2 separate regions of the Homo sapiens genome follow, and region 1 is linked to region 2. A link is an interaction called in ENCODE POLR2A ChIA-PET data of the cell type or tissue named here. Cell type or tissue: A673. All regions are shown on one strand. Links, peaks and the distances in the headings refer to the core of each region. The heading gives the core; the rest is flanking DNA.

Region 1 (15,646 bases), core at 3,474-11,473, 99 kb before region 2:
TGCTTGCTTGTTTAGATGTGGTTACTTGTGCTGAAAATATTAGTAAGCATCATTTGCTTGTATCCAGATAGGTTCCTTATATACAGCACTTACCTCAATGCTTTGGAATTGTAGATGCCCCCAAAATACCTGTTGAATGAATCGACGAATTTAGGAATAGAGATATATAAAGCAGTGGAGTAGACATCCTTGCACAAGTTTCTGTGCCAGCCTTTGAAAAATTTTCTTCCCTATTCATTTTTTTAAAGGCAAATTATTCAGAAGAAAAGACAGCCTATTTTGGGAGCATTTCAGTTTACTCAGAAAATATTGTGCATTGCTTTTGAAACTGGATTGAACATTTCATATTAATGTTTATATGGTGTTATTTTTCCCTCTTGCCACAAAACTTAGTTTTTAGAAGTACTGTAGGAGCTTTATAGTGTCATGAAATGTTAGTTCCTATTTTCTCCCCCAACAGAATTTTTGATGCCATTGATTTCATCTCTCATGTTGAAGCTAAAGTTTGGTAGGTCTGATTATAAAGAAGCCTGGGAACAGAAGGCCCGCATTGTGCTGCTGAGTGACCCTGGACAGGTCACTTAAAGTCGTTGGATCTATGTGTCATCATCTGTCAACTGAGAGGCTGGGACTAGAAGACTAATGAGCATTTCTCAGCTTTCAGATTATTTGATGGTAGGATTTCCCTACCAGTTTCTGCTTGGAAAGATGGCCTGCTGAGATAAGAGGTCTCTGGCTCATTGAGTGAGTTTTAGCTGTATACTCTGTGGTTGAGAATGATTGTTACTTGATTTGTCAAAGCTACAGGTGCTTGCTGAGAAAATTTAAGAATATTTACATTTGGTTTTTAAGGCGCCCATATTAGAAAAACTTAGATAAAAATTGGATGTTTTAATTTTTATTCAGTTCTCAAAACCACTAATCCAACAAGTCTCCAACATGTCTCTTGGAACATGTTTTATTCAGTGTTTAAGTCCAATCTATCACATTTTAAATATTCCTTTGTTTAAATTATTGTATGCCATATAGGGTCTTAATATAGCTCATATAATGGTCACAGTTCTCTTACTGTTCTAAACGTGTCATGTTTCGCATGTTGAGTAGCTTTTGCAGGCCAGCCAGGGAACCTGATCGCCATTTATACGATTGCTATTTCCTTGGCTAATATGTTTCATTATATCCTCCAAATGACAAGAATAGGATGGAGTGTTAAGGGAGGAAACTGAGTCTGAGTTGGAGAGAACTGAATTGGAGGGTGTGTGCTAATGTAGAGGCAGAATTGCTCACCCTGGCTCTTGGGGCTTCCTCTTTCTCCCCTCTCCTCTCTCAGAAGGACATGTGGTGACATCAGGGACATGAACTTCACCTCCCTTTTGTAGTAGTTATCTATAGCTACATAACAATCTAGCACAAACTTAGCAGCTTAATCAATCACAAAATTATCTCACAGTTTCTGTGGGTCGGGAGTCTGGGAATGACTTAGCAAGGTACTTAGCAAGGCCACAGTCAAGCATCAGCTATGGCTGCTGTCTTACCTGAGGCTGGATGGGAGGAGGATTTGTTCCCAAGCCCGTGTGATTGGCAGGATTCAGTTTCTCATGGGCTCTCTAACTAGAGCCTTGGTTTCTTGCTGTCAGCTGGAGGTTGTCCTCATGGGGCTCTCTCAGTAGGCAGCCCACAAAATGGCAGCCTGCACTTTCAAAACCAAGAGAGAAACTTGTAGCAGAGTAGATGTTACAATCTTATGTAATGTACCCACATACATCCTGTCATTTTTGCCTTATTCTATTGGCTACAAGCAAGTCACAGAACCTGTCCTGAAAGGGCGAGGGAATTAGGCAAGGCCTAGATAGGAAGAGACAGAGATCAAGGGGGCCACTTTAGAGTCTGACACATCTGAGACTGGCCAAGAATATGGCTTCTCTTTATCCTTACTCTCCTCTCTGTCCATTCTCCTACTTAATAGCAGCGTGTTTCTCATCCCTTCTGCTTTTTTCCTTCCTTCTGACCTACAGAGAATTCAACAGCCCTGAGTGGCTTTTCCTCCTCTTCTCTACTGTAGAAATGCAATGAAAAGGTAGCAGGAAACCCTGCCTTTGGAAGCAACTCTCATGCTGCTGGGGCCCTTCCTTGTCAGTGGGCATTTGGGGTATGTGACACATTCTTCTCTAGACATTTGTTCCTACATCATAGTGTGGCTTCTATAAAGGACCAAAGTGAGGTCTTCTCAGCTTTTGTGTCTTCTGATTACTATTCTCTTTAAGCAAGCACTGAATTACAAAACCAGGTCACTTTCACTATACCATCCTTTTAGGATGTCTTGCTAAGGCTGTGTTGGTAAATTTCAGGTTAGAATCATTAGCAGTTTTGGTGCTTTTACTCTTTTGCCCCAGTAACTCTTGTGTTATCTTCCTCTTTTCTTCAGACATCAGTAGGGTGCTGTTTCTTGCTTTTTTATGGCCTGCTCCTGGCCTGTGTCTTAGTTAGTCTTTAGTTATTGTTCCTTCTCTTTGCCAGGGACACAGTGTAGTATAGTGGTTAAGAACAAAGACTAAAGCTAGACTGCGTGGGCTTGAATTTCAGCTTCTGCCATTTATTAGCTAAGTAATCTTGAGCAAGTTACTCAGTTTTGTTTCTGTGTGGCTGGTGTTAACATTTCTGAATTTTCCACTGGCCAAGAAGCCTCTGAATACTGCTGCCACTCTCATTTTGCTTCCAAGTTACATGCACAGATGTAAGAGCAGACAATTTGCCCTTTATTGCTACATGAGATATCACCCCAAGCCCTTTTGTGGTCTCCTAGTGAAGTGGGCTGGAACATTGTTGAGCATACTGGGATACCTCTTTTTTTGTGGCTTCACCCTAGTACTTGTATTGCCCCCAAAGTATGAGGATAGTGTACATTTTCCAATGGCACAACATTTAATAAGCGTTTACTGTTTGCCATGAACTTTATTAAATTGTGTATAGACATTATGTCTTTTAACCCATATAACAACATCTGGTTATTGTACTGATATCGCTCCCATTCTATAGATGAGGAAACTGAGGCTTACAGAAATTACACAACATGCTCAAGGTCTTCAGAGCTTAGTTGCAGAACATAGTTCTGTGTGACAGCAACGCACATACCTTTCATGGCCACGGGATACTGTCTCCCATAGAGGAAGCCCAAATTCTTCTTAGTAAACTAGATCATTTGGAGAAAGAGGCTAAGAATCAAACAACTGTGTCTCATGGCCACAGGAACTTTTCCCACAACTTCTCCAGCCTTATTTTCATATTAGCTCTTGAATGCTCTTGATTTTGATGCCAGCCAGTCTTCTTCCACCCAGGGGTAGCAGGCTCAGCTTTGCCCTAGAGTGTAAAGTGAACATTCAGAAAAGGAGCCAGGTTTTCCCATGACTGTTATGGAATCTTAACATTGTATTTGAAGCACGATTAGGAAGTGCTGGGCTTGTAACAATCACAGCCAGGGTTCATACGTCCAGATTGTTCTTTTTAAGTGCATCAGCTGAACTAATTGCTTATATTCCAGTGATACCGCCAGTGTTCTGCATTCTTTTAAATGAACTTCATCGCAATCACCTTATAACCCCTTCCCCACTCCCACTGCTGAGCACAGTGTCTTCCACCAAATGGGTGGTTCAAAAAAGTTGGTTGTTAGCACTTTGGGAGGCTGAGGTGGGCAGATCATGAGGTCAGGAGATCAAGACCATCCTGGCTAACATGGTGAAACCCCGTCTCTACTAAAAATACAAAAAAAAATTAGCCGGGCATGGTGGCGGGCACCTGTAGTCCCAGCTACTCGGGAGGTTGAGGCAGGAGAATGGTGTGAACCCGGGAGGCGGAGCTTGCAGTGAGCCGAGATAGTGCCACTGCACTCCAGCCTGGGCGACAGAGCGAGACTATGTCTCAAAAAAAAAAGTTGGTTGTTGAAGTTGCTTATAATTCTTTTGAATAACCACAGTGGTGCTAAATTACCATCTTTGAGGATGAATTTGATTCTTTGAACTAATCTATTAAAATATTTTCTATTATAGCAAATAAAGGGAACTAAACTGTAATGACACACGTGTTCTTGTGAACATTGCACACTGGTTCTGAAGGTAAAAGACGAGTACTTATTCTGAGCAGTCAGCATCACTGGAGTGAGTCCCAAAGAGGGTGACTTGGAAGGGGTCAAGGAGTACTTTTTTAGACATTAAGTTCTGGCACTTCTGTTTTAAAGTTAGTATGCGTTCACCTGGTGAATCTTGTATTTTTTTGTTTGTTTGTTTGTTTGTTTTTAACATAACTGACAAATCCATACTGTTGCTTATGAGTCTGTGATGTGGTGCCCAGCATTAGAATGTACACCAGAAGAATTAGCACTAATGGAAGTGATTCATTCCCTCTTTTCAGGAATTCATCATCAAAAAAAGAAGCTCAGTATTGATATGAAGAATGCTAACAAAGACATAGCTAGAGCTTTCTGTGTGCCCATGTTAATAAAGGCTGTCAACTAAGGTGGAGATTTGTATTGAACATTTCATCAGATCAACTTAGAAAAGTTTTATATTGTTGTCAAAAGTTACATTTAGAACTTCTTTCCAGAATGGTCTCATCAGGAAAGAGTCTGTGAATTTAATGGACATAATTGCAATTGTAATCATGAATTTAATAGTCTTGCTACCATAGTTGCACTAGTGAGCACAGTAATTGCAGTAATCTTTTGAGAACTAATTGTATGATGGACACAGTGCATATATCATCTTTAAGTTATATAACTACTCTGCAAGGTATGTATTATTGTATGTATTTTACAGACTTGGAAACTGAGCCTTAGAAGGAATAAATTACTTGGCAAAGATCACACTGCTATTAAACAGCACAGATGGGGTTCAAACCTGTTTATTTTAAACCTGTATCAAACCTTACTGTGTTTCTCATTCATGTAAAGAGCCTCATGTCAGTGGCCAGGCATATAAAGCCATAGCTAGCCAATGAATCTGTTCCTCTTAGTGTTGGGTATAATTTTTAGATCTTTGACTCCTCAGTTCTTCCTTGCTATTTTTATTGAGGCTGACAAGTTCTTTCTTTATTATTAGAGAAGATCTCTATATTTATTTATTTGGTGTTTGTTCCATCTCCTCCTGTCTTTTTTTTTTTTTTTTGAGACGGAGTCTTGCTCTGTCGCCCAGGTTGGAGTGCAGTGGCGTGATCTCGGCTCACTGCAAACTCCGCCTCCCGGGTTCACGTCATTCTCTGCCTCAGCCTCCTGAGTAGCTGGGACCACAGGCACCCGCCACCACGCCTGGCTAATTTTTTTTTTTTTTTGTATTTTTAGTAGAGACAGGGTTTCACTGTGTTAGCCAGGATGGTCTCGATCTCCTGACCCTGTGATCTGCCCGTCTCAGCCACCCAAAATGCTGGGATTAGAGGCGTGAGCCACCACTGCTGGCCAATCATCTCCTCCTTTCTTAATCTCCGTAACACCGCCCTGTCCCTTTATGCTTTGGGTAACTTGAGGTTTCTGTCTATGGTTCAGGTAACTGAGGTGACACTGCCTCTCATGGTACCTCAGTGCATGCATGGAGCCATATCACAATTATTAATCTCATCTCAGAATTAACATTGAGGCCTCAGGTGATGAAAGTTAATTTAGGTTCCTGTTTTATCAATGTTGTCTTCTTGGAGCCACACGTTCTTCACATAACATGAGCAATAGTTGCATTCTAGCTGGTAAAAGTCGGGTATTTTTATTTGGGGCCCTTCTCTGAAGGGAAAGAAAGCAAAAAGTTCTATTTCTAGCCTGTTTATTCTAAAATGCTAAGAAATGGAAAAACAAAAGTAAACACATTGTTCTGAATGACTTCTTCTTGGAAAAAGGAAGGCCCTTTGCTGGCCATATTTTATTATTCTGTGAATTATATGAATCCTCCAGTAGTTGTTGAACTGGACATGTGGACAATGTAGCAATTCTGATCATTAAGCATTAGGTGTCCATAGTTCTGGTATAATGCCTTTGTTGGATCAAAGCGTGTGTGACTGGAGGGAGGCCTTTGTTGCCTGGCTCAGAGCAGGGCCAAGAAATCATTTGGTGTCTCGTTTAGTCCTTCCAGGCAAATTAATCCTTCACTTTTGAGGAGAGGTAAGAAGGGGTTAGGGAGGAGAGATGGAGAGAGAAGGTGGGTTACTCTAATACTGTTGCCGCCTGGGAAACAGACTAGGTATCTCTTCCTGAAAACATAATGGAGGGCAAAATTTTAAGGGTTCACCACCCCAATCCTTCATAGTGGAAATACTGCTCTTAAAATTTTTTTTCTCTTAAGGTAATTTTCTGTGTTGCTATTTTCTCTTTCCTTTTTGTTTTTGGTAAAAAAGAGAAGAGATGACTGGACTTTTCTATGTCTTGTGTGTGAAGAAGAGACTAACTAGTGGAAATCAAGAAATGGCCTTTCTGAGACATGTAACTAATTAGATTCTTTCTGCTTATGACAGGTGATGGAACTGTACTGGAACAATGGGAGAAGCTGGTAGCTTATAGGAAGCCAAGATGACCAGAATGTTTTTAAATAATCCGTAAGTTAATGTTCTTGGCCTTTTGGAATTCTTTTAACTACTGGGTAAATTTTCTTTAAGGAACCATGGTAAAAGGATAGCACAATCAACTAACTTGAGTGCAAAAGAGAAACTATTTTATAAAGTAAATATCCAAACACGTCAAACAATTGATGCTAACTTTGATAAATCTTATTTTGCGTACTTCTTTCTTGATAGGGTGTGTCATTTTAAGTTGAGTGTGTCAATTTGGTGGACAGAGCATAAGTATTTGAAGAATTAAGAGAATTCCCTGCACATGGTCAGCATTTAAATTAAGCTTGGAATAACCCTTAGGATATGCAGATATTTTTGGTCCTAGTGGTTTCCTTGGGCTCCATTTCTCACTCACGTATTTTTTTCTGTGGGCATATTTTGAAGTAAATATGAACAAATTTGGTGAATATGATTAAAATTGAGTTCTTTGTCTACATCTTCTCCATATCCCTCTTCATGTATGCTACTTTTATGTACATCAGAGGCTATTAATGTTTGCTAATTATCTGACAGTTACATATGGTTGATTTTGGTTTCACTGTGATAACAATAATGTTAGTAAGTGGGGTAGCTTAGTGGAAAGATCATATATTTTTGAGTCAGACAATCCTAGGCCTCACTCTTGCTCTTGTGCTTTTTAGTAGTTACTCAACCTCTCAGAACCTTAGTCAACTCATCTGTATATTGGATTTGATACTATCTCTCATAAAATTAAAGTTTGTGGAAAGTACTTTGTGCTATGACTGGCACAGTATAGTTACTGGCACAATAAATCATATTTACTTTTCTTCCTTATATTTGTGTCATGATTTATAATCTATAGGCCTTTATTCTATCTCAAAAGATTGGCCAGCTCAAGTTCCTTACCTATTGCCAAGCTGTGGTGATTAACATTATAGGTAGTATCTGCAGGTAGATGTTAACAAGCTGGCAATGTCAGAAGGAGGGGTTGTCATGTTTGCAGGTTTCCATTGTGTAAGTACCACTGCTGTGGCTGGCTCATTTTAAACTACCAGCAAAAGTCACTGAAAGCGAGGCTGGGAAGTCTTATGTAGTAGCACAGCATTATATAGTTTCTACCAACCAGATACAGTAGTTACAAATCACCTCAAGAGCATGCTTAACAGTAAAATAATAGGAAGTGATGAGATTTGAGTATTTATTACCTTTGTTTTTAGTATGATTTATTTTAATTTTGTTTATATAATTTAACTTTTAATAATGACTGTGTTTAACAACCAGCTTGCTAAAAATTTTGAGAATTTAACAATTGGTTCTAGTGGCCTGGTATAAGTTGGCTCTAATACACCACTAATTGTAGGTTTCCTGTTGTGAAGACATTTCTAAGCCACAATTCTTTAATTATCTGCCTCAGCCGTGGTGGTAAGAGTTTCATTTGATGAATAAAAACAAGGTTTGGTTTTGAGTCAGTGCTTGCTGTAACTCAAGTTGTCATGCTCATATTGTTTCTGGAATTGAAAATAGATGCCAAAACCAATTTAGAATTTAGAACAGTTTCTTGAGTTGTTGACTCAGCTTCATAACTGACCCCTGGCATCGCTTGCCTATTCTGGCTGTTAAACTGATCTCCAAGTGCTAGTATTGGCGATCAGTCATTCTGCTCACTGCCTATTGAACTTCCTTCTCTCCCTTCCCCATATTCCTTCAAATCTTAAATTCCTTCAGGTAGTGGTGCTACAGAGACAAGTAGTCAGGATTCCTCCCAACTAAGCATTCCATGCAGCTTTGCTTTTGATTCAAAATTAAGTTTTAATGGAAACCCAATTGCCTCTAGGGAGAGAGTAAAAACAAAACAAAACCTGGGCAGTTTAAGGTTCATCTTGGCTTGATTAAAATCTTAGGGAGTGAAATGGAGGAAAAAAACGAAACCAGATCAGACATCTCAATGTTTCTTCTAGAAGCAACTTCTTCAGTTTTCTAACTTGCCCTTTAGAAGGAAGCAATCGAACCCTGAAATTGCTAAGTAACAGCTAAGATTGTGTTTGTTGTTTTTACTTTAAATCTCACCCACCTAGTTCTCAAAACACATTTTTTATTGAACCTTACAAAAATGCCTTGGATATTTCAAAACATTTGCTTGTGTCAGTTCTTTGAATCAGACTTACATAATTGTAAAACATTCATTTCCCCGATTTCCTCTTAAAACAAAAGGTATTTATAGTTCCCGCTGAGTCAGGGATGGACTTGGATTACTGCAAAAGTAATCTGTGTTCATTTCAAGAGGAAGCTCGTGGTTAAAATCTGAGAGACTTGCCTTTGGATTATGAAATAATTACCTTTGGCTTAATTTAAATAAGTGTGTCTTTGTACTTTGAAAGCAAACATGGAAATAATAATTTAATACAGAAATTTTATTATAGATATAACATTCTGACTTATATTATCATCTCTCTTAACAGAATGGGCCTTATGTGGTTTCCAAACATCCCTTGTATAGAAGATTTCTTCATTAGAGAGATGCTATGTGTATAGTCTTTAGATGCGCAAATTTTATAGCGTTGCATTATGTTCATATCAACAAACTCATGTTTGTTGATATAAACAAAAATATGTTTACTAGATACTTGGGACTCGTTGCTTTTGACGATACATTTCAGTACAAATAAGACAGACTTATTGCACTTTAGGAATTGATAATCAAACCTGAAAAGAGAAAACTATAATTTCAAACTGAATGTGGTAGGTATTATAAAAGACATATAAAATACTCAGAAAACAGAAGAGAAAGAGAAATTACCTGGGTGGCAAGAGGAGTGGGCTAGATCAGGGATGAGATTCAGGAGCAGATGATATGTGGATTAGATATTTAATGATTAATGCCTTTTTATTAAAGTACCTTTTATGAAACTATAAAAGTTAACATTGCTAATTGGATAGAACTTTAGAATGCAAAAACTATTTTGCATTTGCAAAACTATTTTGCATGGCAGTGAAAATGCTAACAATTAACATTGCTTTTTTTTTTTTTTGTATTCTGCCATACTTTTCTATGCCGAGATTAGATACATGCTTTATTTTCCCTCTAAAATGGGTCTGGTTATTACTATTGTTTTGAAATCGGCTTCAGTTGACAATATAGTAAGATGATGCCACAGCAATAAATATACATCTACATAATTGTAGATGTATACATAATATATAGCATTCCATGTGTACGTAGTCTATAATGTTGCATATTACTGGACATTTTTGTTTTCAACTTTTCATTTTTGTAAAGTGTGCTGTAATGAACATCTTTGGTAACATCATGGTGCACTCATTCAGTTATCTGGATGAGACCTTTGAACAGAGTTGGGAGGAGTGCTTAGGGGACACTCTAGGTAGAAGGAACAGTTTGAGCAGAAAGGAACAGTCTGAACAGAGATGGTAGAGGAAGATCATGTTTTGGGAAAAGGCTAGAACTATAGTTTAGTAGAATGAAAAGAAGATAATACTGCTAATTAGGGCTAGAAAAAGAAAATAGAGGGTCTTTGATACCAAGCCTTTAATTTATTCTTAGTTGGGTGTCATTTTGGAATCTATGTTATACTTTAAATGAATGACCCTGAATAGCTTCAATTGTTCTTAATTTTTCTTATTTGGGGAAGAAATAAAATAGTTCCAAATGCTCAAGAAAGAATAGATCTTTTAAAATTCTTGAGAGATTTAAGAAACTAACCAGGACATAAACAAGTAATTGAAGTCATGAGAAAAGAGTATGTGTGTGTGTGTGTGTGTGTGTGTGTGTGTGTGTGTGTGTGTGTGTATGTGTAGAAAAAACTATAAGAGTAGAGGTTTTTAAAAGTGAAGGAAAGTTCATTAATTTATTTTCTACACTTAATGAATTTTAACAAATTCTTTATAATTAAAAGTTAAGGACAATTTGGAAAAGAAGTGAGTTTGGGGATGCATGTCATAATTTAATAATAGTAATGCCTTATATTTACTGAGTTGCTTAATTATGAGGCTATGTTCTAAGAAATGTGTCCTCAGGCAATATTGTTGTTGTGTCAACATAATAGAGTGTACTTACACAAATCTAGATGGTGTAGCCTACTACAAACCTAGGCTATATGGTATAGGCTGTGGCTCCTAGGCTGCTGCAAACCTGTATAGCATGTTGCTCTACTGAATACTATAGGCACTTGTAACCAAATGGTAAGTATTTGTGTATCTAAACATAGAAAAGTATAGGAAAAATATAATCTTACGGAACCACTGCCTTTTGTGTGTCCCTTGTTGACCAAAACATTGTTATGCAGTGCATGACTATACCTGTCTGTGCTTGTGTGTTTTAAATACAAACAGTCCCCAATTTACAATGATTCGACTTAATGATTTCTTGACTTCATGATGGTGCAAAAGCAATACACCTTCAGTAGAAACCATACTTCAAGTACCCATACAGCCATTCTATTTTAACTTTCAGTACAGTATTCAATAATTTAAAAACAATATTCAATACTTGAATAAATAGGTTTTTTGTTGGATTATTTTACCCAACTTTAGGCTAACGTAAGTGTTCTGAGCATGTTTAAGGTGGGCTCAGCTAAGCTATGGTGTTAGGTATGTTAGGTGTAGTAAATGCATTTTTGATGATGGGTTTATTAGGATGTAACCTTTTCCTAAATTGGGGAGCCTCTGTTAATCATTGTACTTAGTCTCATAACAGTCTTCTTAGGAAGCATCTGGGATTATCTGCATTTTGCAGGTGACTGAAAGGCTGACTTCCCTAAGGTGGGTGAGAGAGTACCAGATTTGGTGTTGTAGTTCAGGCACTGCTGAGGCCTTGAAACATTGCTAGGATAGTTGTAAAGATAGTAAGACAGTATCTGAAAGATTATGAGAACAGCATAAAGTACCACAGAAATGGAGGGGCTGCTTTTTATAACAGGACAGCTTCTATCATTACGGGGGGAAGAAAGCTCAGCTCTAGCCATTTTCCATTCTTTTTGTGGCAGCTCATATTATTGTCAGAACACTTGCTGCTCCTTTCTGCCCACCTTCCATCCCTGTGAAAGGATTATACTCTCCTACTCTACAGAAGGCTGATGCCCCATGGCTAGCTTGGCCAAATAAATCCTCTAGGATTTATTTTGGCAGTGAAATGTCAGTGACAATAATTTGTGTCATTTCTGAGAAGACACTTTAATAGGTATGGCCTGCTCTGCCATCTTTCTCTTTTCTTTGCCATGGGACTATCATGCGCCAGTTAGGGGTGCTCCTTCTGCCCTGGTCTTTGAGTGAAGAGGACATGGAGTGGACTCCATGTCCACAGCTTATCTGCAAGGAGCCAGACAGGAACTAGTATTAAGCCTCACTCCATTGTTAGCCTCCAAAATTTGAGGACATTTTGTTCCTGCAGTATAAGTTAGCCTAAACTGATCTACTCTTTTTTCTCCCTTTAGGCACCATCCTCCCTCTTTCAGGCCTAATACACACACATACACACACATGCACACACACACACACATTCTCTCTCTCTCTCATTCACACGCAGCTTAGCCTCCTTTTTATCTCGAGGGATAGAGTTCCCTATCAACTGTTCCACTGCTGTCTTTCTCCTTCATTGAAGATGTCAACCTTCATCAGAATTTAACAATTCAAATAAGGTTTGAATTCTATAAATGTTTGTAGAACATATCCCATGTCAAAGTGTGGATTTCTGGAGGTTTAAAATAACCCAAGCCCTGGACCCAGCCTTCAGGAATCGAAGAGTATGGTGTGGGTGCTGTCTATTCAAGTAGCTATCCAACAAGGTAGACAATGTTGGGTGCTGATAAAGGGTGTGCTTTGATCCTCAGTGACCTGTTTATGTAGTGTCCCCACTTTGTTGTATGTCGACTTAAAATGTTAAGTGTCGTTGCTTTTGGTTAGTTCAGCTTACCTTCTCTTTCCCCCCTTCCTTAGCTTGTATTTACTGTGCCATTTAATTTGTACTACATGCTAGACTGCTGTGTTCTCAATTTGTAGTTTTCAGTCAATTTATACTGACTCATTCACTAGTTTAGGGTATATGTTCTTTCTTTGACACACATTGTAAGTTCTTTTTGGTTGTTGTTGTGACGGAGTCTCGCTCTGTTACACAGGCTGGAGTGCTGTGGCGCCATCTCGGCTCACTGCAAGCTCCACCTACCGGGTTCATGCCGTTCTCCTGCCTCAGCCTCCGGAGTAGCTGGGACTACAGGCGCCCGCCACCACACCCGGCTAATGTTTTTGTATTTTTAGTAGAGACGGGGTTTCAACATGTTAGCCAGGATTGTCTCTATCTCCTGACCTCGTGATCTGTCCGCCTCGGCCTTCCAAAGTGCTGGGATTACAGGCATGAGCCACTGTGCCCGGCCGTAAGTTCTTTGATTTCACAGATGATACATTAATTTTTTCTGTTATAAAGTGCTTAACATACTATTACAACAAAGTTCTTAGTAAATTTCTATTGTTTTCTTTGATTTGATTATTTTTGTTTCCCTTCAAGTTAGTGGTTCTCTTTTCTATGATGTATGAAATGGAGTTCATTGTTAATTGGGGTGCTTTTTCCCATTATTTCAATTTGGAATAATTTGGAGTTGTTCTCTCGCAATTTTAGATCTCCGTGTCTTACTACCTGACATGTGTCAAGGCAATCCAACTTAATTTCATTTTACTAGTGACAAGTCCTGGCTTTGGAGTAGGGAGTGAAATCAATAGCTCATAGAGGTCTGTCTGACTAGTGGTTTCTATGTCAAGCCAATGTATGACTTAGCTGTTCCCCTTTCTTCCTGATTGAATTCTGGTGTTTTCTGTTTCATTACTTCTGACCACAATTCTACTTTGATGTCAAAAGGCACAGGGTTAATTTATTATTAAAGCCACATCTTGGACCAGGGGCTTTCAAACTTGTTGTCCAGCATGTACAGAAAGAAATGGTTGTCAGCCTCAGTTAGACAAGGGAAGGTGAACTCAGAGAGCTGCCATGTTTCAGTAAGGTCTGCTTCATAGGATGGGTGGTAACTTCATGGGTATGACTTTAATACTACATTTCATACCAAATAGGTAACTGTATTCACTTGTATCTATTAAATACTGCACAACCAGATTTTTTAAAGGTATGAAATACCATTAATGTTGATAAATGTGTCCATTGCATTTATATTGGCAGACCTGAGTCATATTAATGGTAGTTGTTTTTTTCCAATTTTAATTTTCTCTTAAAACATTTTTTTATAAACGAAAAATACTTTCATTTTGGAAAATTCAAGCAACACAGAAAAATGTAAAGAAAGTAGAAAATCTCCCCCAGATTATGTTAACATTTTGGTGAATCTTTTTTTACTTTTGTTTTTCATTAAATCATTTTTATCCACTTAACAATGTGCTACAGCACATTCTCTAAATCAATATTGTAATTTTTAATACATACCACTCCATTTTATGATATCATATCTATTTTAATTAATATCCTGGTGATGTATGTTTAGATTGTTTCCTGTTTTCTCTATTACAGATGATATATCAATGAATATCTTTGTACATATATTTTTGGATATATTTCCAGATATAATTAAAGGGATGCATACTTTTTCTTTTCATACACATTGCCACAGGTTCAGGGAAAAAAAGAGTTTTAACTTGCACACCTCAGATTAATGTAATGAGAAATGTCAGACTCATTCATTCTTGCCAACCTGATCTACAAAACATGTTTAAATATTCACGGCTTTTTAAAAAATTTCCGTTTTTATTTTAGACCCGGGGTACATTCGCAGGTTTGTTACATGGGTAGATTGTGTGATGCTGAGTTTTGGAGTACAATTCATCCCATTATCCAGGTAGCGAGCATAGTACTCAATAGGTGGGTTTTCAGCCTCCCTTCCTCCCTCCCCTGTCTAGTAATCCTCAATGTCTGTTGTTCGCATCTTTATATCCATGTGCACCCAATGTTTAGGTCCCACTTATAAGTGAGAATATGTGGTATTTGGTTTTCTGTTTCTGCATTAATTTACTTAGGATAATGGTCTCCAGCTCCATCCATGTTGCTGCAAAGGACATGATTTCATTCTTTTTTATGCCTGTGTAGTATTCCATGGCATGTATGTACCACATTTTCTTTATCCAATCTACCATTGATGGGCACCTAGGTTGATTCCCTGTCTTTGCTATTGTGAATGGTGCTGCATTGAACATATAAATGCATCTGTCTTTTTGGTATAATGATTTATTTTCCTTTGAGTATATTTGCAGTAATGGATTGCTGGATCAAATGGTAATTCTATTTTTAGTTGTTTGAGAAATCTCCAAACTGCTTTCCACAGAGGCTGAACTAATTTACATTCCCACCAGCAGTGGATAAGCATACTCTTTTCTCTGCAACCTTGCCAACATTATTTTTTGACTTTTTAGTAATAGCTATTCTAACTGGTGTGACTTTTTAATAATAGCCATTGTGATTAATGGTATCTCATTGTGGTTTTGATTTGTATTTCTCTGATGATTAGTGATGGCTGATCATTTTTTTTGTATGTATGTTGGCTGTGCTCATATGTCTTCTCCTTTTTTTTTTTTTTTTTTTGAGACGGAGTTTCGCTCTTGTTGCCCAGGCTGGAGTGCAATGGCGCAATCTTGGCTCACTGCAACCTCCATCTCCTGGGTTCAAGTGATTCTCCTGCCTCAGCCTCCCGAGTAGCTGGGATTACAGGCATGTGCCACTATGCCCGACTAATTTTGTTTGAGAAGTGTCTGTTCATGTTCCTTGCCTACTTTTTAATGGGGTTGTTTCTTGTTTGTTGAATGTTTAAGTTCCCTATAGATTCTGAATGTTAGAACTTTGTGAGATGCGTAGTTTGCAAATATTTTCTCCCATTCTGTAGGTTGTCTCCTTATTCTGTTGATTGTTTTGCTGTGCAGAAGCTCTTTAATTAGTTCTCACTTGTCAACTTTTGCTTTTGTTGCAATTGCTTTTGAGGACTTAGTCATAAATTCCTTGCCAAGGCCGATGTCCAGGATATTTCCTAGGTTAAAACACTTTAGACAGGTATTTTAATATAGATAGTACCTTCTTTTTTTAACAGGCAAAAGACACTTTTTATGA
Region 2 (15,646 bases), core at 2,743-10,742:
TTCCATTCTAATTTTAGATCCATTTCTTCTTTCCATTTCTATTTAGAACTCCATAGTGGGTGCTCAGATGGAGAACCAGCTCCTTAGCCTGAAGCTCAAGGGCCCTCAGCATCTGGTCCCAGTCTCTCCTGCCTTATCTCTAGCTACTCCACTCCACAGTTTTCCTCAAACACATTAAGCCCATATCACATTTCATTCTATTAGTTGTATATATGTCTCCTTCATTGCTAAATTGTAAGTTCCTCAAGGGGAAGAACTAGACCCTATTCATCATTCACCTTTCTATCCCAGTGCCTGGCACATACAAAGTGCTTACCTGAAATTCATTCATTCATTCAACTAGTGTTTATTAAGCAGTATACCATATTTCAGGCACCGATAGACCCTGGGGATGCTCCACTGAGTAAAGGATCCTGATGCTTTCGTGAAGCTTATATTCTGGCCAGTGTAAGGGAGGCAGTAAATGAATATATGATATTGGCTAGTGTGATGGAGAAAAATAAAGCAGTGCAAAGGGCTTGCAAGTGTTGGAGAGAGTGGGGAGAGGCTGGTACTTTAGATTGAATGATCGGAAACCAGACTCCTCTGATTAGAAGATGGTTGAACAGACATCTGAATCAAATGAGAGTGAATACCATGCATGTGTTTGGGGAAGAGTAGTTGATGCAGGAGACACAGAAAGTGCAGAGTTCTGGCACTTACCTGAGGAACGGTCAAGGGTCCATGTGGCTGAGTTAGCTGGGAGAGAACCCTGATGCAGGAGGTCAGTGAGGTGTTAGCCTTGTGAGCCATGGATGGATAAGGAGTTTGGATTTTATTTCAAATGTGGCAGTAAGCCATTAGGGGAGAAGGATATGAAAAACCTGGTGTTTTAAAAGAATGAAACTGGTGTTTAAAAGAATGTGGCTGCATTACAGAGACTAGGGAAGCAAGAGTTGAAGCAGGGGGCCTGGTTGAGATGCCACTGCAGGCTGGGCGTGGTGGCTCACGCCTGTAATCCCAGCACTTTGGGAGGCAGAGGCAAGTGGATCACCTGAGGCTGAGAGTTTGAGACCAGCCTCACAACTTGGAGAAACCCCATCTCTACTAGAAATACAAAATTAGCTGGGCGTGATGGCACATACCTGTAATCCCAGCTACTCGGGAGACTGAGGCAGGAGAATCGCTTGAACCCAGGAGGCGGAGGTTGCAGTGAGCTGAGATCGCAGCATTGCACTCCAACCTGGGCAACAAGAGTGAAACTCTAAAAAAAAAAAAAAAAATGCCATTGCAGTAGTCCAGGTAGAAGATGATCATGACTTAGACTCAGTTAACATTTGTTTAGTGAATAAATTTTGTGGAAGGGTAATGAGAAGGGCTGAACTCTTTCTAGAAGCCATGACACTTATAGTTTCTAATCTTTTATAATGACAGGGCTGACTTCTGTTGCAGTATCTTTCTCATAGGAGGTTTTTGGGGGTCTCTGTGAATCCTTGATTTGTATATGGAATTTGATGGGGAAATAGCATTTACTAATTTGGGGAAATCTCCAACTTTGTTTGAATATATTTTATTTCCGAGCGAAATGAAGTCAGGTATATATCTTGATATGTGTTTTCTACCATAGCTTCTTTTGGGTCAGACATTTGCCTAAAAGGAATAGCATAAGACAGTTGTATAAGGAGAAATTAGATGTCACAGGGTATATTAGTCAGTTGGTGGTGAAAAGATTTGAAGAAAGAAAAGAAACCATTGGACAGTTGGGTTATGGGTTGGGGTCAGGGGTAGAGAGAGCTTAGTGGTAAAACATTCTGGCATAAGCAGTTGCATTGATTTGTAGAGAGGCTAGTAAAATGGAAATGGTCACTTAGTGGGTGACAATTTTCTCTGAAAATTGATCCCATGCCAAAAGGGAAGGAAGTAAAGAAGAAAAATGATGACCACAGATCCTGCTTGGGACCTGCCATGGCATCAAGTTTTAGAACTGTTTCTAGGGGTTTTGTTAATCCTGCAGGAATGAACAGATACAACTTTCCAGTATGGCTTTTCTGGGATTATATGCTGAGAGAACTAGGATGGATTTTTAGAAGTTTACTAACATTCTGTATTTCATGTTTGGAGGTCACTTTGGGAAAGACTTTTTTTTTTTTTTTTTGTATTTTAACCTTTGATAAGCCTTTTGGGGGCCTTATTTGTTAAGTGGGTATCAGCCAACATAAGAGATTATTTCTATAGCATTTTCCTCTCTTCTGTGAATGGAATCTAATTTCCAAGCATAATCTTTGTACTGATTGGCAGTTGCTTTTGTCAGATGCTAATCTGTTTTTGGTTTGTGTTTTATTCAATAGACTAGATTCTCCACTAACATTTATCTTTCATTTTACCCTATTTTAATCCCATCAGTGTTTCTTTTCACATTAAGTTGATTGAATCAAACTACTTAACTCCTCTTCTGTTCCCAAAGGTAGTTTATGACCCACAGACACTGTCAACAATTTTTCCCTTTTTTTATGTCTTCGATGGTTGTGATTAAAGTTCTTAAAAGCATTTGATATAAAGAGCATTTGATATGAAGTTGGAGGGGGAGGTTTCTATTCAATAGAATTTATTTTCTGAGTTCCGGAAGAACCTTTTCTTAAGGTCATTTCACTTTACTATATATTAGCCATATACTGTGGGACCATAATTGTAGTCTTTAATGGAGCTTCAGAACATTTTTATGTTTAGTTATTTACCAAAAATTATTGGGGACTGTGTGCTATGGATATAGCAGCGAGCAGAACAGTTGAATGGGGGTTATATTCTGGGAAATGTTTGTTCTTAGAGTGACATCTCAGTTTTTGAAAATGTGTTGTCTAAACTCCATCCATGTATGAAACTCATGAGGACAAAATTCCCTCATATTACTGGTGCTTTTTCGGATACTTACCCATTATTTAATTCTCTGATAAGCTGTAATATTTATCTCCAGCAATAAAGCAAGGTAGGTGCTCAGGGATTACCTCTTTCCCTCCTTTCTATTCCCTCCACACATGTAGCTGCATCAATTATGTGCTTACTCAAAATCTGTTTTGTTCTGTTCCTTTTAATCCATGTCAAAAATTATTATCCTATTCAAGAGGCAGGTTCCAAACTAACTGATTTTAGAGTAGTAAGCATTAATGTGTATTGTATCATTTGATACAATCAACCCTTAAAACAAGTAGTGTTATTCTCCTTTCTCAGTGAAGAAAACTGAGACTTGGAGAAGCTATTGACTTGCCCAGAATCCTACAGTGGCATATTTTGGGCACTGAAGGCTCTTCATTATACATCCAGTCTATAAATTTCCTGGTATTATAGGCATCTGTCCTTTGGAGATGTATTTTTTTTTAACAGATTTAGTGTTGTAGATGCCACGTGCATAGGACAGAATAAAAACAAATGAGTTCAGTTTTTTAATTATATATTTTATGTGTTGGGTTCCATCTGGGAGACGTGCATGTGTTTCAGGATGGATCTGCCAACTTTGATAGCCGTCCATTTTTGCAGTTCCCCATAGACTGTAGAAAATGCCCTTAGCTCTGTCCTAGCTCTGGAACCTTCTAAGTGTGGAATGGGCCCTACTCACTACTAATCTGATAAAGCTTCCTTTGCTACCAACTTCAGTCACGTTTCTGCACTTAAGACCACTGACTAGGCATGCCCAACCTTATTCTTTTACTTTCTGTTTCTAGTACGTTTTCTCTCTTCCCTTGATTCTGACCTATTATCTATCTAGGCTCAGAGCCTGAGCTGAGATCCCATTTTCTTTCCTTTCCTGGGGACCTTCTCTGACCCTTCTCTTCCCAGATCATCTGGATCTCCTAGCCTCTTGCAGGCCTCGCTGTGCCTCCTCTGTCTTCTTTTTGTTTACCGAGGGCAGTTTTTTTGGAGTGGGGAAGGACACTCTAAAGGCTAGATGATGGATTCAGTCCCAGATTGTGCCTCACCTTTCATTCTCATGTTGGTGAACTGGTGGTCTTCTTTGCTTCTACCTTTTCTAATTTACAATTTTAGGTCTCATGACCTAAATAATGGACTGAGCCATAGGAATTATAGGGAAATTGTAGATTTTTCTCTAAAGTTAGTAATCCCAGCAATTTGACTTGTAGGCAGATTAGAAGATAAGGATAAACAAAAAGACAAACCAAATTATCATCTCACCAGAGATAAATGATGCTCATATTTGGGTTCATATAACTTTTGATATTTTTCTGCATGTGCTCATAAATGAGTACTCTGTGTACATGTGTATTTCTAAATGGTATCATTTTGGCCTTCTCTTTTACAGCATGCCCAGGGATTGTCTATTTCCCTCCTCTCAACAAACCATCATGGATGTCTAATTACTCATGATCTGATTTAGAAGTCACCACATCTGTGTCCCACCAGCCTGTCGGTGCCATGACTGTGGTGGTGAAGCATGTGGTTATACTCAGTCTTACACTGGAAGATCATTCTTGATTTAGATCCCTACAGCTGCCTGCTGACTGAGTGACTTTGGCCAAGTTACTTGACTATTGTAGTAGCATTGTTTCCTTACCTACAAAATGAAAATTATAGTTTCTATAATGCTGTCTTGAGGATTGAACGAGATGATATGCATAAAGCACTTGACAGAGTACTTGGCATCCTCCTGGTTCCCAAGCCCACCAGTGGCATTTCCATTCCTCCCAGTGCTCAGCCCAAATGTGTTGGGTTTTGTTTTGTTTTTGAGATGAGATCTCACTTCATCCTCCAGGGTGGAGTGTAGTGGCATGATCATAGCTCACAGCTCACTGTAGTGTGGAACTCCTGGACTCAAGTGATCCTCTGACCTTCCTCACCACATCTATTGCTGGCATAGGTCTAACCACCTTCATCTTTTACCTAGGTTATTACCTGGTCTTGCTTCCTTTTAGTGGGCTTTTAGTACATTTCTCTTCTTCCACCTCATATGGCATTAAAGCCAGTGTCCTCATATGGTGACCTACGAGGTCCTCCCAGACCTCATGCCCTGTACTCCCTTGATGATCAACAAACACCGACACACACAAGCCTCTGGAATTTTCTCCCACAGATAACCTCCTTGTTGACCCATCATACAGAGGTAGACCTTCTCTGACCAACTTAGCCCCCAATTCTAACCTCCCTTCCCCCAGTGAGACTCTCACTTAGTTTTACCCTTTAGCACTTATCTAACATGCTCTATATTTTACTTATTTCTTTACCTGTGTATTGTCTGCCTCTTTCACTAGAACACAGGCACCACAAGCCAGGATGTTTGTCCATTCTGTTCACTGCTGTATTCCGCATGTTTAGAATAGCACATGTATATTCATTGTGTGAATTTTAATAGACACTAAAATTTATTAAGTGTTGCACATGCTAGTTACTGTGCCTAGAATTCAATAAATGTTAGTGACTGCTGGTGATGTGTCTGTTATGTTTTCAGAAACCCCCTGTTAAAAAAACAGTGTTGCTTTTAAGGATAATCCCTTAGCCCAAGAGTAAACATTAATTGTTCAGTTCTGCTGGCTGTGACTAAGCAAGCCCCTAACAATGTGACTCAAGGTGGTTAAGTTTTGATGATGGGAAGAAATGAGGAGATCTGGGTGTGTATACGCACACACACACAAACACACATGTATGCATATACACATTCGTATTCTGTGTATATATACACTAATGTATACACACATATATGTACACATATATACATACATTATTTTTGTTGACAGCCTAAAATACCAACACAGAAATCTAACACCTTTTGTCTACAATTTTATTTAGCAGTTTCTGGAGGATACTTGATTTTAATTCTACATAACTATCTCAAGTAGATAGTGTTGATGTTTTTGTTCATGTCTTATAGGGTAGCATTTTTTTCTTTACTTCCTGTTACAACCTGTATATAAGTCAGGAAGTAACATTTTAATTTCATTAGCAAAAAGAGCAGCTGATTCAAAGTCTGAAAGACCTGGGTTTTGTTGTGACTCTGTCATTGACTTACTCTCTGGCTCCAGGCTAGTACTTAAATTCCTCATACAATTTCCCCTTCTGTAAAATGGGATAATGGTATATGCTAAACAGGAATGTTGTTAAAATAATTAGTAACAAAGGTGTGAATTTTGTTTGAGTTGGATTTTAAAAAGCAAAAACACATAGTATATGTACAGACACATTTCTGGACTGGTGCACAGGTATGTCTCATTTTCCTGATTCATGAACTGTGCCATCTACCCTGTATGGGTACCTAGGAATATTAAATGAGTTCTAAATCTCCCAGGCAAGCATTTATTTTGATTATTTTGTCTGTTCTACCATGTTTAGTCTTGCTCTTCATTTGTTTTACTAACCTTTCCTTAGAATTTTCTCTCCTAAAGTACTGAATTAAGCCCTGGATTTTCCTAAATGGAGTCTGTAGCCATTGAGATACCTGAGGCTGTGATGGGTGGAAAGGCCTTACAGGACAATGAGACTAGAAAGAAGAGAGAAGGATACAGAACTCACAGGCCCCAATCTCCAGGGGTTTGCAGTCCTGGTTGGATAATGGAGCAATCTCAGCAAGTGTTTTGAATAAAAATATGAATGCAGAAAGGATGCAGAGTGAAGGGATAGTGAGCATCAGGGCAGAGTAACTCTGGCAGATACATAAAAGGGTTTAAGCAACAAACATTTGTAGAAAGAAGTAGAAAAGGACTTCAGAGAGAATAAGAATTAAAGCTCTAGAGCACAAAACTGTGTAGTGTTGCTGGTACTGCCAGTCATATTACAGGTACCATCATAAGTCTCCCTGGGACTAAAAGACAAGAAAGCACAGGTCTTCTTAAGAGCGTCTTCTCACAAAAGGGGTGAGACGTGAGACATTTTTGTTGGTAATGGTGATTCCAGTCTCACTATTAAAAAATACCATACAGTAGAAACAAAATTTGAAGGAATTGGGAGGATGAAGTGGCTCTGTCCAGTTGGGGACATCTGGAAGCCATGAGGTAGATGCATAGGATTATAGCAGACATAATCATGTGAGAGGCCAGAGAAAGAAATTGACAGGCAAAAGCAAGAAATTGAGTTTGTGTTTAGGGAACAATGAGTGGCTCTTTTTGCCCTTGGCAGTGGGATTCACATCTAGGAGAAGACAGAGGAGGTGGAGGCAGGAGGATCATTTGAGCCCAGGAATGCAAGACCAGCCTGGGCAAAATGGCAAGACCCTGTCTTTACAGAAAATTTTTTAAAAATTAGCCAGCCATGGTGGCCTGCACCTGTGATCCCAGATACTCAGGAGGCTGAGGCAGGAGGATTGCTTGAGCCCGGGAGATGGAGACTGCAGTGAGCCATGATCATGCGACTGCACTCCAGCCTGGATGACAGAGCAAGATCCTGTCTCACCAAAAAAAAAAAAAAAAAAAAAAAAAAGACTTAAAAAAAGGAGATGTCATGTTGAAGGGAGTTGAAGAAAGCTATGAGGGGAGTTGTCACAATCCAGGGAATCCAGGTGCTGTAGCAAGGAATTAAGGAAACAGGTTTTAGAATTTCTTTGGAGTTAGTTAGCTTCCACAGAATATGGGAATGTGGGGGTGCAGAATGTTGTCAGGAGGGCTGTAAAGAAATTAAAATAGAAGGATAGGATAGAGAGGAGCAGGGGCTTCCTTAGAGTAGGGGACCTCTCTGAGAGATGACATTTGAATGGAATGTCAGTGACAGGCAAGTGTCCCAGGAGAAGGCAGAATCCAGGCAGAGAGAATGGCTGGCTCAGAGATCCTACTCAAGGCAGGAGGGACTTCGCAAGCTGTGTTCAAAGAGCCCCAAGGTCATTGGGCTGAGATAGAGCCTGGAGAATGATAGGGAGGGTGGCCAGAGGGCAGGCTAGAGGGAGGTAGCCAGATATAGGGCCTCAGGGTCTTGGGAAAAGATTTGGATTTTATTAAAATGAGTTTGACAACCATTGGAGGGCTTTAAGGGACATACCTGTTTAACTGTTTCAAAATAGATGATTCTGGCGGTTCTAAACAGAATGGATTTTAGGAAGCTACCTTAGTCTGTTCAGGCTGCAATAACAAAATATCGTAGACTGGGTGAGTTACAGCATTCTGGATGCTGGAAGTCCAAGCTCAAGGTGCAGGCTGATTAGTATCTAGTGAGGGCCAAGTTCCTGGTTCATAAATAGCGCTTTCTCCCTGTGTCCTCACATTTCAGAAGGGTGAGCCCACCTCTATTGTCTATTTTATAAGGGCACTAATTCAGACCTGAGGACCCTGCCCTTGTGATCTAATCACTGGTGATTAGGTTTCAACATAGGAATTTGAGGGGAAGGAGACACAAACATTCAGACCATAGCAGGAGGCAAGAGTGGTGTTAAGGACAACAGGTAGAAAGAAGGTTACTGTGGATGTTCAGGTGAGATAGAGTGTTGAGAAATGGATGACATTTCAGGATGACTGATTTAACATACGAGGTGGTAATAAGCAAATCTAACTGGGCACAAGACTACAAAAAATAATGAAAAATGGACACATGTAATTTTAGATAGCTATGTGATACTAGAATAATTTTTTCAGTACTTTACTAATATAGTCATTAAGTAGATTTTGAAATGTGGCTGAAATGGGATGGGATGTTGGCTCAGCTGTAAATACTCAAAATTCAGATTTCTTACACAATGTGATGCAGTTTCCTGAATATTTTTGTTTTGTTTATATTTCAGCTTAAACTCTCTAAACCTCACTTTTCCCATCTGTAAAATAAGGATCATATCCATGCATTGCCAGGTGGTCTTAAGAAGTAAATGACACAGAGCTTGGTATATAAGAGAACTTTGGCAAAACAATTGCTGTTGGTAATACCATGCCTGGGGAAATACCTCAATAGAAACTTTGTTTTTTAGTAGTGTGGTCGTTGGCTCTAAACAAAATTATTTCATTTTTCAACCTTATATATTAAGAAAAATATGACTATTCTGATGCCCATTCTTAGTGCTATTTCATGGCCTTTCCAGTTTTTTTGTCACCCATTTCTCTGATTCATAAGAAAGTGATGTCTTTTTCTTCCTTTTGCTGTTGAGGAAGCTAATTTCTAAGGAAATTAATTGAGATGGTCAAAGGCACCAGGTGAGCCTTTGTTAAAGGTAAAACTAGCATCTATGTAAAGATACAGCTCAGTGATGTATTGTCTGTCCGTTCATGTTTTACAGCTGGAATCACTAATCAGAGACCTGAATCATTACTCTTCCATAACTGCTCCAGAGATTTGAGTCTCCCAATTCTGTGTTAGTTACATGTGCTCTCCCTTGTGTATTGCCTCTTAGTTTTGAATTGTTGCTTAGTTCCACTGCACCATTGTCAAGTCCTATTTATCTCTAAAAGCTAATAGCTTCCAGAAAGAGCTAGGAGGCCAGGTCTGGGCACTGAAAGAGCTGTGTATGTCTTCCTACTGTGGATTAGTTGAAAGAGACAACTCATGGGAAAACAAACTTTTTCCAGTATTTTAGTTTTACTTTCCACTATAGTAATTTTTTTTAACCCCTTTTCATTTATTTATTTATTTAGGGACAGGTCTGACTCTGTCACCCAGACTGGAGTGCAGTGGCACAGTCATAACTCACTGTAGCCTCTAACTCCCAGGCTCCGGCGATCCTCCCACTGCAGCCTCCAGAGTAGCTGGAACTACAGGCGCATGCCACCATGTCCAGCTAATGTTTTTTTGTTTGTTTGTTTTGTTTTGTTTTGTTTTGTTTTTTAGTAGAGACAGGGTTGCGCTATGTTGTCCAGGCTGATCTTGAACTCCTGGGCTCAAGTGATCCACCTGCCTCAGCCTCCCAAAGTGCTGGGATTACAGGCGTGAGTCACCATGCCTGACCTTTCTTCAGAATTTTAGATCATTGTACCAAATGCCAAAAACACTCTAGTGCTGGTAGTATTTAGTCAAGTTCTGAGCAATGTTTTTAAAAATTAGGAATATAAAAAAGCTTAATAAAATACTAGCATGTACTTGACATAACATGCTATTCTAGTAAGTCTTAATAATGATCTATAAAATGTTAACACTTTTATTCATATTTCCTTATAATCAAATTGAACAGATACATTTTCCTTTTCTCTCAGAAAAAGTAATAATGAGCCTAGTGCTCTAACACTTGGGAGAAAAATAGATAAACGCGACCAAACACAAGACTCTGAAATGATAGTCCTTGCCAAGTGTGTGCAGATGGGAAACTGGCTTCTTTTGAATGTGGAAGGAGAGGTGTATCCCATGTGAGGGGAGCACCGTTGTGATTTTGAAAATTGTACTGTACATCTTCTTGTTGGCATCTGCTTAATTTCTAGCAATATCTCATTAACATTTCTTTTGTGAGTTTTTGTAAAGCACATCTTGAACTTTTAAACCTTTAAGTGAATAAGAATTCTAAGTGTATGAAATTCTTTGATTAAGGAAGTGAACGCCCAGAAGTGCATACAATTTCTTGAAACACTTTTATCCTCTGTTAAAGTTTGTTGTAGAAAATCCTTGTTTAACATTATACGCCAAAGACATTCTAAGCTTAATTTCAAAAATATTAAATGCCAAAGAGCAGAAAATTCTTAAAAACAACCACTTCTAACTTGTCACCTTATTGTTAACATTGACAGTTTCACATGGAAATGGTCAAATTTCAGTTTTCAAAGTCATTTGACTCTTTCACTTTAAGTCAAATAGTAAATGTGACTGAATCTTCAGTATTTTAATTAAAACAATTTTATGTATTTGTCTTTTCTCATCTTTTTATACCTCATTCTTAGATTTTTAAATAATTCTGAAATCACTTCTGTTGGTACTTACATGTAAGTCAAGTTTGAAATATGGAAATAGTTATTGGGGTGGTGTGTGTGTGAGTATGTGTACCTTTTGTGCATCATAAAATAATCAGGCAAAGTGATTTTAAGATAGTAATCTTTAGCAAAAGCAATAATTTTATTTTTCTTCCTCTAAAGAGTTCAGCAGATCTAGACTTGAAAGTGTGCTGACTTAGGTGTTTCTTGTATAGTTCAAGTGAAATTGCAAATAATTTCTGTTCACTTTAGCAGGATGGCTAAGGAGGGCATTTTCTTTTAAAGAAAGATGACCATTATGTCTTACAATGTAGAATTTACTTTGGTATTTCTTTTTTGGTGTTCTTGGCAAAGACATTTATAGGCTGGTATTCTTCTCTAGTATCGTCCCTCTTTATATTATTTAATTGTGCTTTGTATTTTACTTGAAATTAGAGGCATATAGATTGCCAAGACAGCTTTATGCTGAATAAATTCATGTCTCTGGAGGAGGCATACGCAGCTTGACTAAGAGAAAATAAGCAAAGATGGCTTCTATCGTAAATAATTCTGACCCAGTTTCTTAAATCTAGGTAAAGAGACCAACACCCAAATTCTACTCATAAAACCTAAGTAACATACATGGGCTGTGCAGATGTGGATAAAATGCTAGTATAATTGTATGGTTTTTTAAAATTAATTTTTAATCACACAAGTGACATATCTTTGTTTCTCTTTTTAAAACAGAAAATACACATGAAACAAATTTTCCTCTGGCTAGTACACCTCAGTAGGTATGCCCATCCTGCATAAGACTGGAGCTACACTGTATGATTATAATGATTGAATGGCCAAGATCCTAAGAGGAACACCTGCCCACTGTTTCTAAATTTTCCTTGTTTGGGAAAATCTGAACTCCTCACAAGGTTAAGGAAGAGGAGACCCACAGGGTTACTCACATGATTCTGGCCTGTGGTACTACAAGAGAGAGGTAGAGAGGGAAAGAATGTTCTTGTTCAAAAATACACCAGACTTTAATGAGGTTAAGTTGAACAAACTTACATGGAATTTTTATATTAGGAGACGTTATCTAACTCAATATACATGTGTATGTATATAGATAGATACAAACCTACATGTATATATCAAATAATTTTGTTAGAACCTAATAATAATAAAACTATTTCTAATTTTTGCTTATATTTTTATTCATCTACTTAATCTATACATTTGATACCTACCATTTGTACCTACTATATGGTAGGAATTTTTCAGACATCATTTCTAATGTTGTTACCCCTATTTTACTTCTTAGGAAGTTGAGATTCAGAGAAGTAAATGTGCATCCCAAGCTGCAGTGGTAGTCAAGGAATGGGATGAGATTGAATGCTGTTTTTCCATAGGTTCGTTCTTGGCATCATGTTGCCTCAGAGAATCAGTTTCTGGGATGTACAACTAAAATTGTTTAATGTCTTTGACTCATTAAATGGCATAAAAGTTTTAAATTCTCATTCTAATATCATTCTGATTTTCTGAAGATCTTCCTTTGATGACAGCAAAAATACTCACTAAATGTTTAACCACAGATACTGAGTGGGTTCTGGCCAATCAGCGTGGGCTCCACTTGTATGTCCGACAGTTGAACGTCAACTCAAGTTTAAGGCCTCATGAAGCCTAATTAATAGCAATATAAACCAGTTTAAGCACTTTTGGCCAGTTAATATATTTTTTAAAAAGCACCACACAACGTTATTCTCAAAATCTTTGTCTTAATCTGGTATTAGCCATAGTTACAACATTCTGGTTTCAAGTTCTCAAGTAGTTTTTGGGGTTTGTTTTTATTGAGTCATTGAAAAATTACAGTAAATGAACCTACAGAATTTCTTGACTGAGAATCTGCCCTGTTTTTCCCTTTTTCTAGGTCTATTATTAGCAGAAGATTTTTCTGCATAGTTGGCACGCTGTACCTGTATCGGTGTATTACAATGTATGTAACTACACTCCCAGTACCTGGTATGCATTTCAACTGTTCTCCGAAGGTAAACTATTCCTCGCTGTAATTTCGCTTTCTGTTTGTTTCTTGTCTTGCCCTGGGGTCCTTTGAGTGAGGTTGCAGGAAAACGTTTCTTCAGAATACAGTGGAGTCACTCCTCTATCTGAGAATGTTACTAAATGATATGGCCAGGCAGCCCCACCCTTCCCAGAATCTCTAAGCCCTGCCAGTGCCTCCCAACTGGGGAAATGTGTGTTGGAAGCAGTTAAGCTTTGTGTAGTTCTTTGGTTTCCTGCCAAATTGTTAAAATATCATTCATTTCTTTGACACGCATCCAGAAGCTTTTATATGCTTCCTCTCCCTCGGAGGGAGAGCTCGATTTCAAGTGACATTTTTTCCATTTTCCTTCTTTCTATTAATCCCTACAGCAGAGCCAGGAAGAGAAAGTATTCCTATTTCCTTGCAGTCCTCAACCAAGCCAAATAAGATCACTGTTCTCTGGGGTAATATATTGCCTTATTGATTTTCTCTAGTAACAAAGAAGTCTTTTTAAAAATAAACTTTATTCCTCTCTTATTGTCTCTACCTTTCCATCAGATTCAAATGACACTCTTCACCTCCTAACCTTTACCTTGGAAGAATTTTTAACTAGGGTGATCGTTGGAACTCTGTGAAATAATTAGCAGATTTTATTGTTAAAATATTTATGTACATTAAAGCTCTTTAATGAATTTTTAAAAGAGGCTAATTTCTCTCCTTGATTTTTGGTGGGAGAAAATATAGTATACTCTGATGTATTTGAGATCATTTCTTTGCATTATACCTGTGTGGGTGAAACAGCCAAACACTTTCAGTCTCATTGCTTTGTACTTTTGTTCCTCCAGAAGAGATGTTCTCTTTGATAGAATCTTTGGAAAGAGAGCTGAAAAATTCACTCTGGATTTTTAATTTGATCATATGAAATTTTGGATCTCTTTAATTTGTATGTCTCCTGTGGCTCTTTTCTTTGCTAAACTTACATATGTGCCTACAGAGATAGCTCATTTCTTACTTAACTTTTTGCTTTTTTTAATTTTTTAATTTTTTTAATTTTTTTTATTTTTTGCTACACACTACTTCCTTACCTCTGGAAGAGCTGTCATACAAAAGCAATGTTCTCAACATTCCACTCTTCTCTATCAGCCATCCTGCCTCCCTGCACTCTCCTTCTTGCAGTTTCTTTCGCCCTTCCAAAGAAGCCAGCTTCACATCGTTTTTATTGTCTGTAAAAGCTCTCAAGCACTCACCTGTAGCTCCTGGGTTATAGGGAATATCTTGTTGTCATTGAAAATCCAAGGATATGGACTCTTGCTGGGAGCCTGGCTTGATAAGCAGCATGTTCTCAGCAGTAAACTGACAGTTTAGGATATTCACCTAAGTTTAATTCAGCTCCTTAAAAAAGTCTGTGCATTGGGAAATTTTGCTACCAAGGGGTAGGTAGATGTAGGTTCTGGCCAAGCACATGTTGAAGATGGATCCAGTATTGAGGGGCCGTACCATGTAGCCTTTCTCCCTACTCTGGTTCTAAACTTGTTTCTTCTTGAGGACTACTGTAGCTCCGCCAGTTGCTGGCAAGCCCATACTTGGTGAGCCATTGGTTCTTACATAGTCAGCTTGAGTCATCAACATATCTAACCAAAATTCTTTGCCTAAGAATAGCTTGTGGGTTTTCTTCGTAAACACAGAAGTAGCAGCAGGAACTGTTCACAAAAGCCAAACTCAAACGTGTTGCTCATTTATTGTGTTGCCAGAAATCCCAACTAGGGCCCTCATTCTATGAGGATCTTCTGGAAACTAGAATCTTAAACAGTAGGAGGTGAAATATTAGCACACCTTAGAAAAAAATACTAGTTAAAACTCATTAAATCTAATTACTACAAAATCTAATTTTGTAGAATAAGACTCTTGGAAGAAAGGATTTAGAATACACTTTTTTATTCTGAAAACTTTCACATGTATCCCAACTGCTATAAGGAACTCCCATAAACCCAACACTCAGATTCAATAATTATCAAGATTTGCAACATTTGTTTCCTTTCTTTTTTCTTTTTGAAGTATTTAAAACAACTCCCAGGTAACGTCATTTCACCTCCACATACTTTAGTACGCATCTAAAAACTGTGAACATTTTAGTACAAAACCATAATGCTATTGGTGTTCAACAAAATTAATAGTAATTCTGTGATATCAGCAATTACAAGTTGATGCGATATCCTGATTGTCTTAAAATGCTTTTCCTTTTTTTACAGTTGGTTTGTATAAATTAGGGTCCAAAATCTTTATATTACATTTACTTGTTCTGTCTTTTAAGTCTATAATTCTAAAGCAGTCCTTTCTTCCTTTCACCCCTCTACCAGTAGCCTGTAGACATTAGATTAATAGTCCTACAGAATATCCCACTTTCTGGATTTATCCATTTGTTTCTTTGTGGTGTCAAGTGACTTGTGTCGCTCTATGTTTCCTCTGAATAGAAAGTTGGCTCTGCAGACTTAATTAGATTCAATTTTAGCTTGTTAACAGAATATTTGCCAGGTGGAATAGAAAGACTTCTGAAGCTAGGCACAAGAGTTGGGAAAGGCTTCGAAGGCTTGGTGCTGCCTCTTGGATGGCAGATCAAGCTTAAGAAATTCAGTGGTCAGGCAAGGGCTAGAATCCTCCACTGAGAACGAGTATCTGAAGACAGAAAAGGGTGACACTGGAGAGAAGCCTCAGAGGACAGCTTTGCCTACTTTAGAATCATACCTAGGGCTAAGGGAATCAGAAGTGAGAGGAACCTTATTAAAAGTCACTCAGGCCAAAGTTCTATTTGATGTCTGAACATCATCGCCACTGAATCTTCCATCTCTCTCTG

What was found. ChIA-PET counts read pairs that join two places held together with the same protein. Peaks named below come from ENCODE experiments on the same cell type or tissue, not always from the same donor. Only the 100,000 strongest peaks of a DNase experiment are listed, where the experiment ranks them.
Region 1: POLR2A ChIA-PET joins it to region 2 with 7 read pairs; 4 of 35 experiments call an interaction of 5 or more read pairs at or near these places.

What each region holds. Positions count from the first base shown.
Region 1 is chr10:50,424,394-50,440,039 of GRCh38, reverse strand. It overlaps SGMS1 (sphingomyelin synthase 1), which reads left to right. Exons shown (of 11, transcript NM_147156.4): 6 at 6,484-6,564. Among named protein-coding and RNA genes, the nearest start is that of ASAH2, 180 kb to the right of the region's middle. RefSeq lists enhancers at 1,756-1,815, 7,974-8,193. In A673, for the core only: no CTCF peak of the experiment used is centred there; a DNase peak (open chromatin) is centred at 7,959; H3K4me3 peaks cover 525 bases; H3K27ac peaks cover 785 bases.
Region 2 is chr10:50,324,361-50,340,006 of GRCh38, reverse strand. It overlaps SGMS1 (sphingomyelin synthase 1), which reads left to right. Exons shown (of 11, transcript NM_147156.4): 8 at 12,685-12,802. Among named protein-coding and RNA genes, the nearest start is that of ASAH2, 81 kb to the right of the region's middle. RefSeq lists an enhancer at 3,677-3,756. In A673, for the core only: no CTCF peak of the experiment used is centred there; no DNase peak of the experiment used is centred there.